2 separate regions of the Homo sapiens genome follow, and region 2 is linked to region 1. A link is a contact called in ENCODE POLR2A ChIA-PET data. All regions are on one chromosome and are shown on one strand. The core of a region is the stretch at or near the end of the contact, and the rest is flanking DNA. Distances in the headings are between cores, read along the strand shown.

Evidence for each region. ChIA-PET counts read pairs that join two places held with the same protein, here RNA polymerase II (POLR2A).
Region 2: POLR2A ChIA-PET joins it to region 1 with 11 read pairs in WTC11. The contact joins the enhancer-like site here to the promoter of PTX3 in region 1. POLR2A ChIA-PET finds 5 or more read pairs at or near these places in 6 of 52 experiments (H1, OCI-LY7, PC-9 and 2 more).

What each region holds. Positions count from the first base shown.
Region 1 is chr3:157,434,370-157,440,096 of GRCh38, forward strand. PTX3 (pentraxin 3) reads left to right here and starts at 2,481. Exons shown (of 3, transcript NM_002852.4): 1 at 2,481-2,694; 2 at 3,144-3,545. The coding sequence starts at 2,565. The region is part of intron 4 of VEPH1 (ventricular zone expressed PH domain containing 1); the gene reads right to left.
Region 2 is chr3:157,531,236-157,536,962 of GRCh38, forward strand. No RefSeq gene overlaps it. Among named protein-coding and RNA genes, the nearest start is that of VEPH1, 31 kb to the left of the region's middle. RefSeq lists a cis regulatory region at 3,518-3,955. Within about 2 kb of position 2,421, at least 3 of the 41 ENCODE cell types and tissues checked have a DNase peak (open chromatin) inside an H3K27ac peak, as active enhancers do.

The DNA of each region.
Region 1 (5,727 bases), core at 1,231-3,730:
GGTGTGATCACAGCTCACTGCAGCCTCCACTTCCCAGGCTCAAGTGATCCTCCTGCCTCAGCCTCCTGAGTAGCTGAGACTACAGGTGCATATCACCACACCAGATTAATTTTTAAATTTTTTGTGCAGATGAGGGTCTTGCTATGTTGATCAGGCTGGTCTCAAACTCCTGGCTTCAAGTGATCCTCCTACTTTGGCCTCCCAAAGTACTGGGATTCTGAACGTGAGCCCCGACTAAAATATTTCTATATGACAAATAGAAATATTTGTCTCTTAACTGGAAAATGTGTTTCATTAATATTTATGGTAATTATTGGTATATTTTGATTTAATTTTAGCAAATAATATTGTACTTTTAACTTATCCTTCTCTGTGCTTTTCTTTCCTCCTTCATTAATTTTTTTTTCATAGATCAAGTCTTTCTTTAAAAATTCCCCCTGCACCTTCTATTCGGATGCCTATGTCCATTTGGTAGTTGTCCTTAAACTTATAACAAATATTTTTGAGCAAAGCAAAATTAATTAATTTCTTTTTCGTCCTCCTGAACAATGAAATGATTTTAGAATCCTATTACTGAACATAAAAGCAGCACATTTTAGATTATTTCCTTATATCTGTCTTCCAGTTCATTAATATTCTTTTCAGCTTTGCCTAATTTGCCACTTAATCCATGCCTTGAGCTTTTAAAATTTTCAATTAACTTTTTTTTTTAATTCTAGAAGTTTTATTTGGTTCTTTAAAAAAAATCACCTAGCCTTTTTCTTTTTGACAATGTCTTATTCTTTTCTCATATTTCCAATTCCTTCTTTTAGAGCTTCAGTAGTTTTAAACATATTTATTTTCTAGTTTTTTGGCTGATATTTCAACTAAATGCAGTTCTTGGGGAGAGGTGTCTAATCCTTTTTGGTTTCTGCTGATTCTCATTTATAGTGGTTTGCTTCCTCATATGTTCAAATATCATTGTGAATTCTTTTTTGTTTTCACAGTGGCAGATAGTATATATTTGAATTCTAAACATATCTGAGGGCAGGCCCAATTTCACAAACTCAAAGGGACCTTGTAGAGTTCAAAGAGAGACATGATTGCTTCCTACCTCTTTGTGCTAGGGCAGAGTGGGATTGTACCTACTGAAATACAGTAGGTAACCCTGTGAGGGTCCTGGCTTTCATGAGGATCTCCCTTCTAACTCTCCACCTTTGGCCTAAGCTTTGCTTCCACATGGTCATCAACATTTGGTGGTTATAGAACTAATAACCCCTATCTCACTTCACTCCTATGCCAGAGGGGCCCTAGCATCAGCTCATGGGATTGTTGTTTTTGCTTTCCTCTCTATCTTTGGCTCCGGGATTTTCCCCTTACTTTAATGGGAGCTCATCTGTACCTTTTAAGTTTTTATTAATATCATGTGAACACAGACCTGTATATATTGTTAGAAGCAGAAATCTCTAAGTTTACTTTTAAAACATGATCCTTGCCTCGAAACCTTGTAGAATAATATAATGTCCACATAATACCAAGTTATGAAAAGAAACATACCTAAATAACTAAATAAGTATATTCCTTTTTTCCCCCAGCTTTTTTTCCCCATTCTAGGTTTACCCAGTTGTACTGTGTTGTTTGTCATAGGCCGGGTGAGGTGGCTCACGTCTGTAATCCTAGCAATTTGGGAGGCGAAGGCGGGTGGATCGCCTGAGGTCAGGAGTTCGAGACCAGCCTGGCTAACATGGTGAAACCCTGTCTCTACTAAAAATACAAAAATTAACTGGGTGTGGTGGCGGGTGCCTGTAATTCCAGCTACTTGGGAAGCTGAGGTAGGAGAATCGCTTGAACCCAGGATGCGGAGGTTGCAGTGAGCCGAGATCACACCATTGCACTCCAGCCTGGGCAACAAGAGCGAAATTCAGTCTCAAAAAAAAAAATTATCTATAAAAGTATAGGTGCAACTCCTCAAGTATTAAAGACAAGATAGCTCGGATTGGACTTGACTTTCAGAGCCATAACTATTCTTAATATGTTGGTTTATCTTGGAATCAGACCATTTTCAGTTTCAACCTGTAAAACAGTGTACAAAGGAAACATGGAAAGTTTTCTATATATAAAGGGTTGTGAAATAATAACAGCTCACAGAAAATGCTGAAATGATGATTTGCTTCAGTACCCTCTGAAATTTCTCCCCTACCACCCCTCCTTCATCCCCATTGCTATCAATTCAAATTACAACAGCTAATTCTCAGGAGAACAGTAGAAGCCCAGTTTCTCTCCTCTTTCCCCTCTGACCCTCCTCCAATTAATCTGACTGCAGCGTAAACCTTTGCGGTTTAATATTGTGCAACTTCCACATTTCCCTCGCTCTCCCACCCAGCCCCCTCCCCCACCAAATTCAGGGGAACTCCCGTTACCGCAGTGCCACCAGCATTACTCATTCATCCCCATTCAGGCTTTCCTCAGCATTTATTAAGGACTCTCTGCTCCAGCCTCTCACTCTCACTCTCCTCCGCTCAAACTCAGCTCACTTGAGAGTCTCCTCCCGCCAGCTGTGGAAAGAACTTTGCGTCTCTCCAGCAATGCATCTCCTTGCGATTCTGTTTTGTGCTCTCTGGTCTGCAGTGTTGGCCGAGAACTCGGATGATTATGATCTCATGTATGTGAATTTGGACAACGAAATAGACAATGGACTCCATCCCACTGAGGACCGTAAGTTCACTTTAACTGTTTCTCTGCTAACCCTGACTACATATCCACCTCTTGGTCTAAATAACACACATATACTTTGTGGCCAGTGAGACAAGTTAAAAATTTATAGCTTGTTATGCAAAAGTGAGAAGCACTTGAAGAAAGATGGAGGTTTCAAAGTTATTTCTGTAACGTACATAATGGGTTGAATCATATCAAATCGTCAATATTTGACTGTTTTGAGCTACATAACCGGCGATTTCATAGGGTACAACTTAATCTATACCTGAATGAATGATTTCTGTCGTTTCTGAGACATTTACATGCTGTTTTTCGGAGGTGTCCTTAAAGGGAAGGGGAATGCCAGGAACGGGCTGCAACTTGGCACCACCGAGGGAGGTCAGCTTTTACAAAGCACATCCAAGGCAGGCCTGGGCGGGCTGCTAACGTGTGTGTATCCCGTACTCTAGCCACGCCGTGCGCCTGCGGTCAGGAGCACTCGGAATGGGACAAGCTCTTCATCATGCTGGAGAACTCGCAGATGAGAGAGCGCATGCTGCTGCAAGCCACGGACGACGTCCTGCGGGGCGAGCTGCAGAGGCTGCGGGAGGAGCTGGGCCGGCTCGCGGAAAGCCTGGCGAGGCCGTGCGCGCCGGGGGCTCCCGCAGAGGCCAGGCTGACCAGTGCTCTGGACGAGCTGCTGCAGGCGACCCGCGACGCGGGCCGCAGGCTGGCGCGTATGGAGGGCGCGGAGGCGCAGCGCCCAGAGGAGGCGGGGCGCGCCCTGGCCGCGGTGCTAGAGGAGCTGCGGCAGACGCGAGCCGACCTGCACGCGGTGCAGGGCTGGGCTGCCCGGAGCTGGCTGCCGGCAGGTAAGGAGGCAAGCGGGGCCGGGACCTCCCACTGCGGCTTTGTTCCGGGAGCGCGCGTAACGGCAAGCCAAGCCAGGCAACCTTCTAGGGGAAGCTTTCATGGGAAGCGCGCGCGCGCGCGCGCACACACACACACACACACACACACACACACACACCCCTATTTCTGCATGCGCGGTCACAGAGCTCAGGCACACCATACAAGGCGGGAAAATTGGCTTTAAAAAAGTATTCCTCAGTCCTAAGGAGCCCTAAAGAGAGTTGTGGAGGTAACCATCACAGTCTTGAAATAGACGTCTAGGGCCCCTTACACCCGATCCGACTAAGCGCTGCAGGAGTCCACTGGCCCGTTATAACCGTGATCCCTCTTGCCGCCCAGCTTCCCTCCGTTAGGGATTTCCACGTCTTCTAATTTTATCCTGCCTCTGTCTTTAGAGGAGCTCTGGTTTCCCGCACTATTTCAGGGCCCAGGCTAACGTTTAGGGATGTTTTCCAGCCCCTCAGCCGGCCCCTCCTCTCCGCCCACCCATTCTCAGCAAGAAACTTGAGGCTAAAGCTAATCTCCCGAAGGGTCAGCGGAATTCTTCAGGGGTCCCCCAGCCCCCGGGGTTTGTGGAATTAGCGCGACAGGGGAGGTCGGAGGGTGTGCGGTTTGGGATTCAGCGTGGAACAGTCAGGTGTAGGAGCCAATCCGTGTAGGGGATCCCAGCTCCACCCCAGGGATTCAGAGAATTGGGGCCAAGCAGGAGAGAGACTGTTCAAACCACAGGCAACTTCTCAAAGTCCCATGTGACACTCCATGAATCTCCAAACAGACATGGGTTCCCAAAATAATACATTCTAAAGATGGTTAAAAGAAAGAAATAGAAGATTTGGAGCCAATCAATACTCCTTTGTATGCCAAAACTTCTAAGAAATGGTGGTGTGACAATCATTTTGGATTGTATTAGAAAATCAGTGTCCTAGGTAAGAAAATATAACTTGCACTTTTCCTGAGAATCCTTCCCTGTATTTCCAAGAAAACAACTTTTGCTGGATGGGGAGGGGGAAGAAGCATGTTTCATTTAAAGTTAAAGAATTTTATGTAATGAGAGCATGTTTCATTTAAAGTTACAGAAACCATATCATATTTCCTAAATATTTGAGGGGTGCTTGTCAGTAAATACTAAATAGGGCTTCAGAGGAGAAAAAGCATAAAATCAAATGTACACTAGATTCTCAATGTGACAGGAGAGAAATTAGAATTCTGCAGCCATTTTAATGGATGAAATGTCTTGTGTTTCGCAAACCACGTAAAGTCATTGTACATATAATGCACCTGAAAAACCGAAGAATTACTCTATTTTTTATCTTCATCTTTGCATATTAGTTAGAGCAGAAGAGGGATGCATTTCTGAATTCTAAGATGTTAATCCTTATTACATCCAATAATACTTTTACCCATATGCTTTGATTTATCTTCTCTTGGTCTCCAGCCAGCTTGGCTCCTAACCATTCTGTTGTTAGCCTCCTAAGAACCTGGTTTTAATTTTGTTTGGTCTTTGATAATCAGAAAAACCTATTAGTTAAAAGCCATTTCATAAGAGAGTTTCTGACATTTTAAAGAGGTATTAAGAGCCTCGTTTTTGGGTATCCCTGGTCCCCAAAAGAGGATCACCAAAAATAGCCAACATGCGGTTCCAGTCCATGAACTTATATAGCCAGCGTAGCCTAGAGGGAAGCTGAGTCTCTGAGATGCAATCCAGGAGTGCTTTGGAATGCAATCCTGACTGCCTGGGCTTATTTAAAGAGGAAATCACTTAATTCGATTGCAGTAGGCACCCTCTTGAACACTACTTTTTTGTTTTTTTCTTTGAGACGGAATCTCGCTCTGTCGCCCAGGCTGGAGTGCAGTGGCGCGATCTCGGCTCACTGCAAGCTCCGCCTCCCGGGTTCACTCCATTCTCCTGCCTCAGCCTCCTGAGTAGCTGGGACTACAGGTGCTCGCCACCTTACCCAGCTAATTTTTTGCATTTTTAGTAGAGACGGGGTTTCACCGTGTTAGCCAGGATGGTCTCGATCTCCTGACCTTGTGATCCACCCGCCTCAGCCTCCCAAAGTGCTGGGATTACAGGTGTGATTGAACACTACTTTATTGAAACTTTATAGAGACTATATCAAATGCCCATGGATATGGTGATTT
Region 2 (5,727 bases), core at 1,171-3,670, 97 kb after region 1:
TTGTTTCATTTCATAACATTCACTAGAATGAATTAATTTCCAGAGCTTATTGGGCTGTCATTTTGTGATATAAGAAAACAAAAGAAACTTACTCATTACAGTGACTAAAGAGAAGGGAGGTAACTTCCAACTGTTAGTTAGTTGAAATGGAATTCCCTATCTGATAACTATTTCACAAAAGTAGCATTTCAAACCCAGCTTGTGGAGCTCTCCATTGAATGAGAAATGGGGCAGAACCATCTGTCAGCACATCTTCTTGAAGCTTCCTTCTAAAGGAGAGCCCTTCAGGCTGGGTGTGCGGCCCTCACACCCAAGGCACACTGCTGACCTCCTTCCCTGATAGCCGCTCTTCCACTTAGTCATACCAGTGCTTCCTGACGTTTAAAATACCTGAATTTTTGGTAGCACATTTGAGGAAATTAAAAGGCAAACACTTTTTTAAAAAAATAAAAGCAAATTTCAGAAAACTTTCTATAATTATCCTGTTATTTTTTCGTTTGCCCATTGACACCATGTAGCTGCTTGAGTGGAAATGTTTACTGGCCCAATAAAGTTCTCCTGTGCCCTCTTGGGAGTAGAGCTCTTCTGGGTTTCAGTAAACCTGGGCTCTTTCTGTGGCCCTGATTTCCTTTCCCATTTCTACCTTTGCCTATCGCAGCAAGTTGACCCCTGCCCCACACCACCCACCCAAACAGCCTTGCTCCGCCAAGTACCCAGCCCCTCACTGACCTCACCTCAACTGTGTAAAAACAAATTAGTCACACTGATCCAAATGTGTCTGGATGGATTGCCCCCCCACACATAGAATATGAGTCGAGGGGGAACTTGTTTTCCATCTCTGGAGCAGCCTTATAGAAAGGCTTAAAAATCTTCAGCCTCACAACTTTCACAGAGCCACAGAGCTTTCCTCTGTAGTCGGTGATTGTCTGTATCTGGAAGCCATTTTTAAAAATAGAAAAGGAAATGTCTTTCACTGTTTTAAAATGCACACACTGGCAGGTAGTAGTGATAGCTATTTCAGTACCGCAGACACCACACTGAAAACACTTTCTATACTTTACCTCATTTACTCCTCACAGCAACCTTTACCTACAACAACAGCCAGCATCTAAAAAGGCACTGTTACTATTCTGTTTTTCACATGGGATGACTGAAGCTTAGAGAACAGTAAAATGACGCCCTAAAGTCACACAGCTACTAACAGAGCCATGATTTGCACCCAGCCAGGCTGAGCTCAGAGACAGCACTCTGAAATGCCTAATTCAGTGGCTATTTCATTTATACTCATTATTAATGATTGAAGTTTTCTAGAACCTAAGACTGCGAGCTTACCTAACCCAGGTTCTCCTTTCCACCTGGCTACACTCATTTCCTTATTTGATACAATGCCTTCTTCCTTATATGGTTCTTTACGAAGTGTAGTCAACAGGCTTTTAATTCATTGCTTCCTGCCTCTTTAGTCCTCTCCCACCTTCAATTCTTTCCCAAGATCTCGGCCACAATACTGTTTCCTCTCTACTGTTTTTTACTCACATCTTCCACAAGGGGGCACATTCTGACCATAAAGCTTTGAGGCTCTCCAGTCAGCTAAAATACAACCAGCGTCACCCTAATGCTTTCATTCTGTTACAAGAAATGCCTTTATTCAAGCTACATTCCTCATTGTTATTTCACGTAGGGGAAACAACAGTAAAAAAGGAAACCATATAATTTTTGTAGACTGTTTGACCATAATTCATTCACTGGATTTCTATGTTAGGTATGGAATCCATTAAGCAGGATATTGAAGCTTATGAATGGAAACCTAGTAATTCCTCTTTAATAAACATGAGTTACTTTTATTTCTTAAACTTTATTAGGCATTTACTCAAAACATTACTCAGAAATGTTTGTTAATAATATGAATGATGATTTTGATTCCGTTTGCGTTGTTACTATGTCTAAGGGTCCAAAACACAAAGTCTGGATTATTCATAAAGACTGAGAAAATGGCTGGCATTTGAATGTAAATCTTAGTGCTTGAGCCTAACTCCATCTTGACACTTCTCACCAACCCTAAGGAAGGAGTGGCTGCTACCACAGTGGCCTTTTTGTGTAGCTGAGGAAACCAAGACATGAGGAGATTCGTTCAGGCCTTATAAGAGTCACATATGGGGAATAGGCCCGGTTCTTGTCAGCTCCCTGAGGCTACACTGGTCACCAAGCAGAACTACCGCAAGAGGAAAATGAAGAATGAAAGAAATATGAAGACAATTCTAACATTAAAGGCAGGCTCACCTTGTCCTCTTTGCCTGCCAGACTTCTAAATGGTGGATTCCTCCCTGTTTAGTTTCGGGCTCTCTTCTCTTCTCCTTCACTCTTCTCCTAAACAATTGCATCCACTTGCAGGACTTTGAATATCTCCCCAGACCTCTCCTCTGACACACTTCCCCTGAGTCATAGCTAACTGCCTGTCTGAAAACTCCATGTGGAGGACTCCTTGCCGTAGTAAACTGAGTAAGTCCAAATTGAAGCAATTGATTTCCTGCCACGTCCCTGAAAAAGCATCACCATCCTCCCAGCATCCTCCTTTCCCAATTTCAGAAAACGGCCCTGATGTCTACCCGGTTACTAAAAGCAGACCCCTGGGAGCCACACTGACATCCACCTGTGCCTCTTCCCACACTCAAATGCATCAGCCAGTCCTCTTGATTCTATGTCTAAAATAGATCTTGTATTTTTCCACTTTTTTTTTTTTTCCATTTTGTGTTCAAGTTTCTGCAGTCTCTGGCCTGGACCACAGCAGAAGCTTCTCCCTGGAGCACTGTTTCCATTCGTGTTCCTCCTTCCACAATCCAGTCTCCACACAGAAGCCAGATTAGTCTTCTTAAAATATAGATTTGACTATTATTTATCCTGCTTAAAACCCTTAACTTCTCCTGACACATGAAATAAAACCTCAATTCCTTATTATGGCCCACAATGTCCTGTACCCTCTGGTCCCCACCACCTGTCCAGCATTAATCCACTGCTCACTTGGCTCAGCTGCCTTCTGTGGGACCCAGAGCAGGCCATGCTGCCTCGTACCTCAGGGCCTCTGTGCTGGCTGTTCCTTCAGGCCTTCCTTCACCACCCTAGCTAGGTCAGTCCTGGTTATTTTCTAGTATCCTAATTTTTTCCTTTCTGACACTTCTCACAGCCAATAATTATTTTGTTAATTTAGTTGCTTACTCATTTATTATCTCCCTCCCAAACTATGTAATTCCAAAGCTGGTTCAGTCAATAAAATCACTATTCATAACAGAGATGGATAAAAATGTGAATAGTCCAATTAAATTAAATAGTAGTCAGACTAATTAAATAGTCCAATTTTATTTGCAAATCCCTGTTCTGCCAAGGTAAAAAATGTAATATGAATTGAAGTGGTCCCCTATCCATTTCCATGGGGTTGTGCACAATTTGTAAGGGGATTACATGGGCACCCCATTAAGATGTCCATGTTCTCTGTCCACACAGCACCTGCAATGACAACTATTGTCCTTCCAGGTCTCTGTCAAGTGTTCACAAAGGCCACCAGAGGGACATTCTCTTCTAATCACAGGCGTCCTCCATCCAGTGAATCTCACCACTGTTTCTATCAGGTGCAATCCACATCATTTTGCAGCTCCTGCACCATGCTGGGGTCTGGACAGACTGTGTTGTTGGATGAGGCGTGGTCTGTCTCAACATGACTCTGCAGTCTTTCCTACCTGGAACAGGCACTAAGCCCCTTTTTCAAGACCCATCAACATCTGGACTCCTATTACCCCTCCTCCAACTCTCCTATATTTTCAGTTTAGTTCAGTGAATCATTTCCTAGAAGGAAGAGTGGAGGGGACAGATAGGAGCCTTGCTCTTATCTTTAAGGTTTCTTACTCAAATATTTTATGCTGTATTAAGTCTGTGTGTTCCTCTGAGGGCCTAATTTTTTGAAACACAAAATCAAAGAGAAGCTTTTTTCTCTGCTTACTGTTTTCATATCACTTCCCCAAATCTATGAACCCCAAAAACATAATTAGTTGAATTGGGGGAAAGAACTTAAAAAGGAGATGGGAATATATATATAAATAAGATAAGTTAAGGGTTCAAAATATCTCTCCCTTACACTAGTATTGTGCCTGGTACATTGTTAGTGTGTAATAGGTATTTGTAAATTAAGAATTAATAATAATAAATGAATGAATACATATTCAGCATTGTCAGAAAACTGCAGTTAGGCAGGAAGTCCAGATTACAAATTAAGAGGGACAAGTTCTATTCTTTACCTTCCTGCTGAGTGCTTGATCCTCTACAGTTCACTTAATTATTCCATTTCGAGCCTTCACAATAGACACATATTTATGGTTGATTCTTCATAGATGTGATAGCCATGTTGCTGAGTTCTTTGAACTCCTTACAACAAAATATAAGAATATGATAGTTTATAGCCTTTTTACAGATCAGTTTATTATACTGTCTTCTCTATGAGCAGAATACTTTCAAGGATTTTTCCATTGAATTGTTTTATAAGTTTACGCAAGTCCTTATGTGTTAGGTGAGTCTCTTGAAGGCAGCAGACGGTTGATTGGTGAATTCTTATCCATTCTGAAATTCTGTATCTTTTAAGAGGAGCATTTAAGCCACTTACATTTAGTGTTAATATTGAGATGTGAGGTACCATTCCATTCATCACGCTATTTGTTGCCTGTATACCTTGGATTTTGCTTTTTTGTTTTTAGTTTTTAAATTGTATTTTTGTTTTATAGGTCCTGTGAGATTTATGCTTTAAAGAGGTTCTGTTTGATGTGTTTCCAGGATTTGTGTCAAGATTTAGAGCTCCTTTTAGCAGTTCTTGTAGTGTTGGCTTGGCAGTGGTGAATTCTCTCAGCATTTGTTTGTCTGAATAAGACTGTATCTTTCCTTTGTATATGAAGCTTAGTTTTGCTGGATACAAAATTCTTGACTGATAATTATTTTGCTTGAGGAGACTGAAGATAGGGCCCCAATCCCTTCTAGCTTGTATGGTTTCTGCTGAGAAATCTGCTGTTAATCTGATTTTCCTTTACAGTTTAACTGGTGCTTTTGTCTCACAGCTCTTAAGATTATTTCCTTCATCTTAACTTTAGATAACCTGATGACAATGTGTCTAGGCAATGATCTTTCTGCAGCGAATTTCCCAGGTGTTCTTTGTGCTTCTTGTGTTGGATATCTAGGTCTCTAGCAAGGGCAGGGAAGTTTTCCTTGATTATTCCCCCAAATATGTTTTCCAAACTTTCAGATTTCTCTTCTTACTCAGGAACACCAGTTATTCTTAGGTTTGATCGTTTAACATAATCCCAGACTTCTTGGAGGTTTTGTTCATATTTTCTTATTCTTTTTTCTTTGTCTTTGTTGGACTGGGTTAATTCCAACACTTTGTCTTCGAGCTCTGAATTTCTTTCTTCTACTTGTTAAATTCTATTGCTGAGACTTTCCAGAGCATTTTGCATTTATATAAGTGTGTCCATTGTTTCCTGAAGTTTTGATTGTTTTTTATGTATGTTATCTATTTCCTTGATTATTTCTCCCTTCACTTCTTGTATTGTTTTTTGGATTTCCTTACTTTGGGCTTCACCTTTCTCTGGTGCCTATCTGATTAGCTTAATAGCTAACCTCCTGAATTCTTTTTCAGGTAAATCAGGGATTTCTTCTTGGTTTGGGTCCATTGCTGGTGAGTTAGAATGATTTTTT